3 separate regions of the Homo sapiens genome follow, and regions 2 and 3 are each linked to region 1. Evidence: read pairs that join two places in POLR2A ChIA-PET (ENCODE). Cell type or tissue: MCF 10A. All regions are shown on one strand. Region 1 overlaps RPS24 (ribosomal protein S24). Region 2 overlaps DLG5 (discs large MAGUK scaffold protein 5). Region 3 overlaps DLG5 (discs large MAGUK scaffold protein 5).

Region 1 (2,500 bases):
TGGGGAGTTGAAATGGGAAGAGATCCCCTCAGCCACTTCGGAGGTGCCTTGTTTTGGTAGTGCAAAAGAAGAAAAAATAGTGATCTGTGAGCTCAAGTCTGGACAAGAACAGCCAGTCTCCCAAACTCCCTGTTGAGAGAATGTTGAGTGGACCATTTGTTTCCTGTGAGGCTATTCCATACCTAAAATCCCTTGATGATCCTTTCTGTTCCAGCAAAAACATGCATTAAATGTACTTGAAAAGTTTTGGTTTAGAAAGCTGTGTTTCTTAAGCTCAGACTGGGTCAGTTTCCCTACCAGAGTGGTGGGTAATGATTTTAATGTTTACAAGTCACCTGGATGTACTCTTTTCTCATTCAGCATGGCCTGTATGAGAAGAAAAAGACCTCAAGAAAGCAACGAAAGGAACGCAAGAACAGAATGAAGAAAGTCAGGGGGACTGCAAAGGCCAATGTTGGTGCTGGCAAAAAGGTATAGTTCATTAAGGAAAATATAGAAACGTCATTAATTGTAGGTCTTTAGTTTCTAGGAAAGAAGGGATCTTATTAATTTTTAAAATAACTTTTCTTAATGTTTCTTCTTTTCCCTCTTCTTCTGGATTACAGAAGGTAACATGTTTTAAGAAACTATGTAGCATAGTGTCTTAACACCTCAGTAAAGTAGCTTGGCCCACCCCTTGTCAGCTCACAGCACAATCTGGAGGCCACATTGGTTCATTGATCCCAGCTGGTGGGCACCTTTCAAGCCTATCACAAGAAGTTTTAATTTTACTAATTGGCATAGAACCTTCAATGCAGAGCGGATCCCATTCCCTGTGATTTTACTTATTAATATGGACACTGGTTTAAGAAGCAGTTGGATCAATGTGGCCCGTGTTTTCCTGGCACACTGGAAAGGCAACTGAGATCTCAGGATTGCTTTCCTCTCCAGTTGGCCAAGACAAGTGATTTTAGCGATAAGCAGCTTTTTACCAGCTTTGCTAGCTGTAAATAGTTGGACATTGTAAATCATTGAATAGAATTAAGGTGTTGGGTTGTTAAATTAACAAATAATCAAGTGTTCTGTGAACTTTTTTTTTTTTTTTTTTTTTTTGCTTTTCCTCTCTACTTTCTTGGATTTCTTGTTCATCAGAAATGAAGTGTCTAGCAGGTACTGAGATTGTAAGCACGGTGTGGGGATGCATCACCTTCACTGAGTTTGCTTTGATGATGCTTTGCATGTTGGCCTTTGGACGACAGTTTTATAGTATGGTCGATTATAATGCCAGTGCTATTTAGGCTGGTGCAAAAGTAATTGCAGTGGCAAAAACCACAATTACTTTTGCACCAACCTAATATGTTTTAAGATAGTATATTATGAGCAAAGGAGAAAACGTTTAAAATCATGTTTATTTTGTAAACTCCAAAATGCATGTTACATGTGAAGTGACTCACTGGAGGAAGGTGAGTACTTTACCAAGTAGGCACTTGGGAAATGCTGTGTCCACATACTTAGGAAATGGCTTCAGTTAACACTGGGCTTGGGAAGGGCTCTCTTATCCAAGGAGCAGTCTTCTCTGGAGCCATGAAACCAGCCTGGCAGCACTGGTAATAAACTAGTCTGTGAAATCTGGCAAAGCCTCTGTCCTGTTTGGATATACGCAAAACTGCCTTTTACCATTTCCATTGCTTTTTATTACTTAATCTCCCAACTTTGTGCCTGGTGTCTTTTTTTTTTTTTTTAAAATAGAAAATTTTTGAGGTAATTATGTATTCATATAAAAGTCTTTGGTGGATATGCTTTTTCCCACAAGCACTTGGTTAGAATGGCCCATTACCTCATTTGTTTATTTTTTGAGACAGGGTCTCTTGTCACCCAGGCTGGAGTACAGTGGCATGATCATGGGTTACTGTACCTCCCGGGCTTGGGTGATTCTCCCACCTCAGCCTCCCTTGTAGCTGCGACTACAGGCATGTGCCACCGTGCCCTGCCAATTTTTTGTAGAGACAGGATTTAGCCGTGTTGCTCAGGCTGCTCTTGAACTCCCGGACTTGAGCAGTCTGCTTGTCTAAGCCTTCCAAAGTGCTGGGATTACAGGTGTGAGCCACTGTGCCCAGCCTGTTACCTCATTTAAAACAAATTTTGCACATCTGAACAGCCTAAAATTGTAATGTGATAAGTGGGGTAGGAGTGGGGTGGGCGTAGTGGGATTTTGAATCAATGAAGGCCCTTGTTCTTGTGGCATCCTTTTGCAGTGATTCCCTGCCAGGCAAGGCAGTAAACCTGGGATTGCCTGCCCAGGACTGTAATCACATTGATGTCCCAGCGCCATGGAGTATGTAATGAATGAACTGCCAGCAGAACTACTCACTAAGAACTACTCCCTGTTTGTGAGGATTGTACCTGTTGAGAGAAGTTGCAAAAAGAATTAGTCAAAAGAATTAGTCAAAATTTGTCCTCTGACCTAGGTCTGAAGGACATTTAACACATTGATTGTTCTCTTCATCCAGCCTTTGAGCCC
Region 2 (2,500 bases), 170 kb before region 1:
TACTACAAGGCCTTTGGGGTTGGGGTGGGGATGGTGGGTCAACAGGCTCCCCTAGAAGCCCTGTGCCCTGACAAAGTAAACAATGGCAAAACATGTGCTTCCCAGCACTCACCTCCCCACCTCCTTCTAACATCAGAACTGGGTTTCTGATGATGGGAGAAAATGTAAATGAAATCAACGGAAGGATGATCCTGTGAGTAATCTGACAAGGGAGAACCAGCTTCCTCTCCCATGAACCCCAGCTGCCTTGGCTTTCACCCAGACCCCTGGCCCACCCGGTGTCCTCCCCAGACAGTGGTACTCACCCACACTGCTGAGGGAGCTGCTGCTTTCTGAGTCTGAGGGCATGGTGGACAGGACGCTGTAGGTAGAACCTGGGGAAAGAGGGGAGACCATGTTACTAACCCCAAGGGGTCACTCGTCTTCACCCCAAGCCAGCTGATCATCAGTCAATGCCAGGCCATGAGAGCTACATGCACCAGGCACTAGAAATCCACATCCACGGGCCAAGCAGAGGAGGCGCGCTCAGCAGATCTGGACTTCGGTGTTTCTGCCAGGCCTCCCACCTCACTTTATCGGCCCCTCCTGCTCTGGGCAGGCGGGCAGAGGGGAACTTGGAGTCAGTCAGCTGGCTTCTTGTTGGGACATCTGGGGAAAGGCTTAGCAAGGGAGTGACATGCCCCAGGTAAACATGGGGTGTGGGGGTTTCCTCCACATCTCTAGCAATATGATTCTGGCTTCCATGCAGAGGGTAACAGAGCAGAAATTAAAGAACAACTGAACTATCTGTTCTTTCTCTGACTGTTCTGCTCTTTAGGTTCTAACTGTATTCAAGCTCAGTTCTTAATAATTTACTTAGTATCTGCCCCCTTATTAAAAGTTACTCCTAAAATGATGAGCAATTGTACCATCACCAAAGCCAGAGGGTAGCACTTTTTTTTGTCCACACTTAATGTTAATTCCTGGTTGTGGACACACAACCACTGTGGTTTGGTTTGAATTCAAATATCTTCAAAACCAGATGTTACCCTCCCAGCACCGGGAAGCCCAGTTTCTGAACCTAGCTCTATGTAGGTGCCCATAGCTGGGTCGTGCTGAGCAAGTAGCTTTTGTTTTCTGGAACTCTGTTTCCTGGTCTGCAAAATGAAGGAGTTCAACCAGATGGCTTATAAGGTCCCTACCCCATCCCCCATCCCCCATCCCCCATCCCATTTCAGCAATTTCCATGATTAATGGAAACAGAAGGTACACTTTGCTCATCAAGACTATGGATGACATAAAATTAAAAGGGAGGGCAAACTGACTCAGAGACTAAATTGGGAGTGGACAAAGCATAACACACAGAGATGGCAGGTCAGATAAAACAAGGACAAATCCAGTGTTTTGTTCTTGGAGCCAAAAGAACTATACAATGAAGAGCGGTATGTACCAGGCCAAGTGGGTGAGCTGGAGATGGAATTTTTGCAATAAGGGCTTTGAACAAGCCTTAGGGCTCTGGCATCAGAAAGCTGCCAAGAACTAATGAGATCCTGGGCTCCACAACAAGAAATGTGGAGGACCACATTTAAGGAGCTCCCAGCAGGGCACGGTGGCTCACACCTATAATCCCAGTGCTTTGGGAGGCCAAGGTGGGCAGATTGCTTCAGCTCAGGAGTTTGAGACCAGCCTGGGCAACATAGTGAAACTCCATCTCTATAAAAAATACAAAAAATTAGCTGGGCGTGGTGGCACGCACCTGTAATCCCAGCTACCTGGGAGTCTGAGGTGGGAGGATCACCTAAGCCCAGGGAAGTCAAGGCTGCAGTGAGCCATGATCATGCCACTGCACTTCAGCCTGGGCAACAAAGTGAGATCCTGTCTCAGAAAAAAAAAACAAAAAACACTCTTCCACTGCAATTCTTGACTAGCCACCCTACACGCATCTTTGGACGGGAAAGAGGAGAAATGAAGAAATGGGGGTAAATGGGGGAGCGGGGCAGGGGAGGGAGATGCACTGTAGGTGGGAGGCCCCTGGGGGACAGGAGAGACCTTGAGGGGAAAGCAGGGAGACTTTGCTGGGGAGGTGAGGACCATGCAGGAGGGCAGAGAGATAGACTGCAGGCAGGCGAGCTAGCAGGCGTGTCCATCAGAAAAAGAGATGAAGGGGGAGAGAAAAAAGAGAAAGCAAGCAAAAAGCAACTTTGGTAATGGCAAGCACTAGGACAGGCGTGACCGGCAATGACCAGTAGCCTCATTATCACATTTTCAGAGACTCTGAAGAATCTGAAGGCGTTGAGCATGGGCTGAAGAGAATGACTGGGGAATGGGTAGGTGTCTTGTCTCTCAATACGACTGTCAGAAGGGATTAGATTTGTTCTTGATGGCCTCCAGCAGCCAAACCAGGAGCAGCGGGTGGATGCTGGAGAAAGCTGCATCTCTAAACAGGTCTGGATGGCCACGGTCAGCACTGCCAGGTATGAAAAGCCTGAGGGTGAGGGGGTGAGACAGTGAGGGAGGCCCA
Region 3 (2,500 bases), 140 kb before region 1:
TGCAGTTCCCTGGGACTTCACTTTTCTTGGAGAAGGAGAGAGAAAAAGGGAAGCAAATCCTGAATTGCTCGTAGGATTTAAAAACCTCTCCACAGAGGGGAGCTGGGGACAAGGTAGGGGAGACAGTGCTAGCAGCACAATCTGAGGACGGGTCCCCTGCCAGCCCTCCGGGCACACAGGGAGCAAAAGGAGAGGCAGAGGCACATGGGAGCAGGGGCTGGGAGATGCTGCATGGCGCAGGCTGTGGGCTTGGCTATTAAAGCCAGAAAAGGCCTGCCTCCTCCTGCCAATAGAGTTATCTTTTAATCCGAACCCCAATGACACCACCTGGCACCAGCGCAGGAGCAGCTCCTGACGGCACACGAGTCACGCGGCTGGGCCCCGCGTCTATCCCTTCAGGTCAGGGCTTGCCCTGAGTGCTCCTGAGGAAGTGGGCCCCTGCCCCCTCCATGGCCTGGCTCCTGACAGGCCTGTGCATGCCTGAGAGGGCCAGGCAGGCGGTAAGGAAGTAGAGGAAGCTCCGTGCTGTGCAAGGTCACCAAATGCTAGATGCAAAGACCCAGAAAGGGAGGGCACTCACCCAAAGTCACCCACGCCGGGACGGGGCAGCAATCCCAGGATTCTCCTCCTACCCAGATGCGGCAAAGAGGTTTGCAGCCCAGGACAGCTGTTATCAACTAGCCAGTGCTGGAAAACAGCAGGTAGCACCCCAGACCTGCCACTCTCCACGTACTCAGACAACTCATGGCCCAATCTGAAGATGGCTTTCCTCTGAATTCTCCCACATCTGTGCCCTCCTGCAGGGCTTGGTTTCTGAGGTCCCATCCGCCTTGAAGTTGGCAAGGGCTAGGGTAGCATGTAACCTATCTCCCTAGTAAGGATGGCACTGACTCTGCTGTGGCAGCATCCAGGCCAGGCAGCCATCCAGGCCCTCCCAGACTGGGGGAGCTCAGCACCTCCAGAGGCAGCCACCTCACCACAGACCAACACACCCTGCTGCAGCGTTCTTCCTTGTGGGCAATGGAAATCTGCCAGCAGGAACTGGTAGCAGAAAACTCCCCAAAGCCTGCTCCAATTCTCCACCCCAGTACAATGGGCGTGCCCTCAGGATTCCAACAGCCAAGGGCAAAATCCCGACTCACTGGCTTGGGACTCTGGGCAAGTGACTTACTCTCTCTATGCCTCAGTTCCCTCATCTGTAAAATGAGGAGAGTAGTGGCCTTCATCTTAGAGTTGCTGGGATGAGATGATCCTTGCAACCTCCCGGGGCACACATGAGTGGTCAACAAATGCTTTCTATGGCTACACTACAATGCACAGTTCCACAGGCTCAAGGCCCAGCTTTCTGCCCCTCTCCTCATACTCATTCCACTTTCTCATGACCAGACTTGTGCTCAGCAAGTGTCCACTCCTATAGGTTCGCTCAGGGGTAGCTGGCTCACCAGGGACACATTTTAAACCCTGGCCTCTTCCTCCAAAACTTCAGCTCAGAGCCTTGGCAAGCCATCCCTGCCGCCCACTGGAGATGGCTGACGAGAAAACCAGAAAGAGACCATGAAAGAGGAAGGCTCTTCTCACTCCTCACTCATCCTTATCTTGGACCAGTATCCTCCACACAACACCAACACCCAAACATAACAGCAAATGGATATAATCTTATCAATTTCATCCTCCACAACCTTCTACGGCTCCCTCTGGCCTAAAGTCAAAAAGCCTTACCCCAGACTTTAAAAGGAAGAGATAAACACTTAGTGAACATTTGACTATGTGTCAAGTTCTCTGCTCTACAGTGTATATATATTATATCATTTAATAACTCCCTCTAAAATTCGTCTTATTGCTTGCATCTTACAGGTGAGGAAGCTGAGGCTCCAAGACACTAGGCAACTTACCTAAGCGTCACAGCTCAGAAACAGAAGCAGATTTGGAGGCCAGATCTGGGAGGCCACAAGGCTGGGTCCTTGGCACAGCCTCTACCTCCTCTCCAGGTCATCTCCTGCAACCCCTCCCTGACCCAGCCACTGTCCAGTCACCACGGTGCCCATGGTCACCTGGCACACCTGGCTGTGTCCTACATTAATGCATATCCTCACGCTTCTGCTTCTCCTGCCTGGAACGCACCTACCTATCACCTAATGAACTTCTACTCAGCCCAGAAAGCTCTGCTCTCAAGTTATCTCCTTCAGGAGACAGACCTTCACCCCGGGGCCCCCTTCCATAAGAGAAAAACGATCCCCTTTGGCTGGGCATGGTGGCTCACGCCTGTAATCCTAACACTTTGGGAGGCCAAGGCGGGTGGATCACTTGAGGTCAGGAGTTTGAGACCAGCCTGGCCAACGTGGTGAAACCCCGTCTCTACTAAAAATACAAAAATAAAGCCTGGGCACAGTGGCTCACACCTGTAATCCCAGCACTTTGGGAGGCCGAGGCAGGCATATCACGAGGTCAGGAGTTTGAGACCAGCCTGACCAACATGGTAAAACCCCATCTCTACTAAAAA

Evidence for each region. ChIA-PET counts read pairs that join two places held together with the same protein. Peaks named below come from ENCODE experiments on the same cell type or tissue, not always from the same donor. Only the 100,000 strongest peaks of a DNase experiment are listed, where the experiment ranks them.
Region 2: POLR2A ChIA-PET joins it to region 1 with 7 read pairs; 3 of 35 experiments call an interaction of 5 or more read pairs at or near these places.
Region 3: POLR2A ChIA-PET joins it to region 1 with 7 read pairs; 7 of 35 experiments call an interaction of 5 or more read pairs at or near these places.

Annotation. Positions count from the first base shown.
Region 1 is chr10:78,036,834-78,039,333 of GRCh38, forward strand. It overlaps RPS24 (ribosomal protein S24), which reads left to right. Exons shown (of 6, transcript NM_033022.4): 4 at 361-471. Among named protein-coding and RNA genes, the nearest start is that of RPS24, 4.2 kb to the left of the region's middle. In MCF 10A, no CTCF peak of the experiment used is centred here; a DNase peak (open chromatin) is centred at 1,478.
Region 2 is chr10:77,868,824-77,871,323 of GRCh38, forward strand. It overlaps DLG5 (discs large MAGUK scaffold protein 5), which reads right to left. Exons shown (of 32, transcript NM_004747.4): 2 at 306-374. Among named protein-coding and RNA genes, the nearest start is that of DLG5, 57 kb to the right of the region's middle. In MCF 10A, no CTCF peak of the experiment used is centred here; a DNase peak (open chromatin) is centred at 1,408.
Region 3 is chr10:77,898,278-77,900,777 of GRCh38, forward strand. All of the region lies in intron 1 of DLG5 (discs large MAGUK scaffold protein 5), which reads right to left. It overlaps LOC101929347 (a long non-coding RNA gene), which reads left to right. Exons shown (of 5, transcript XR_007062208.1): 5 at 1,855-1,929. Among named protein-coding and RNA genes, the nearest start is that of DLG5, 27 kb to the right of the region's middle. In MCF 10A, no CTCF peak of the experiment used is centred here; DNase peaks (open chromatin) are centred at 414 and 1,044.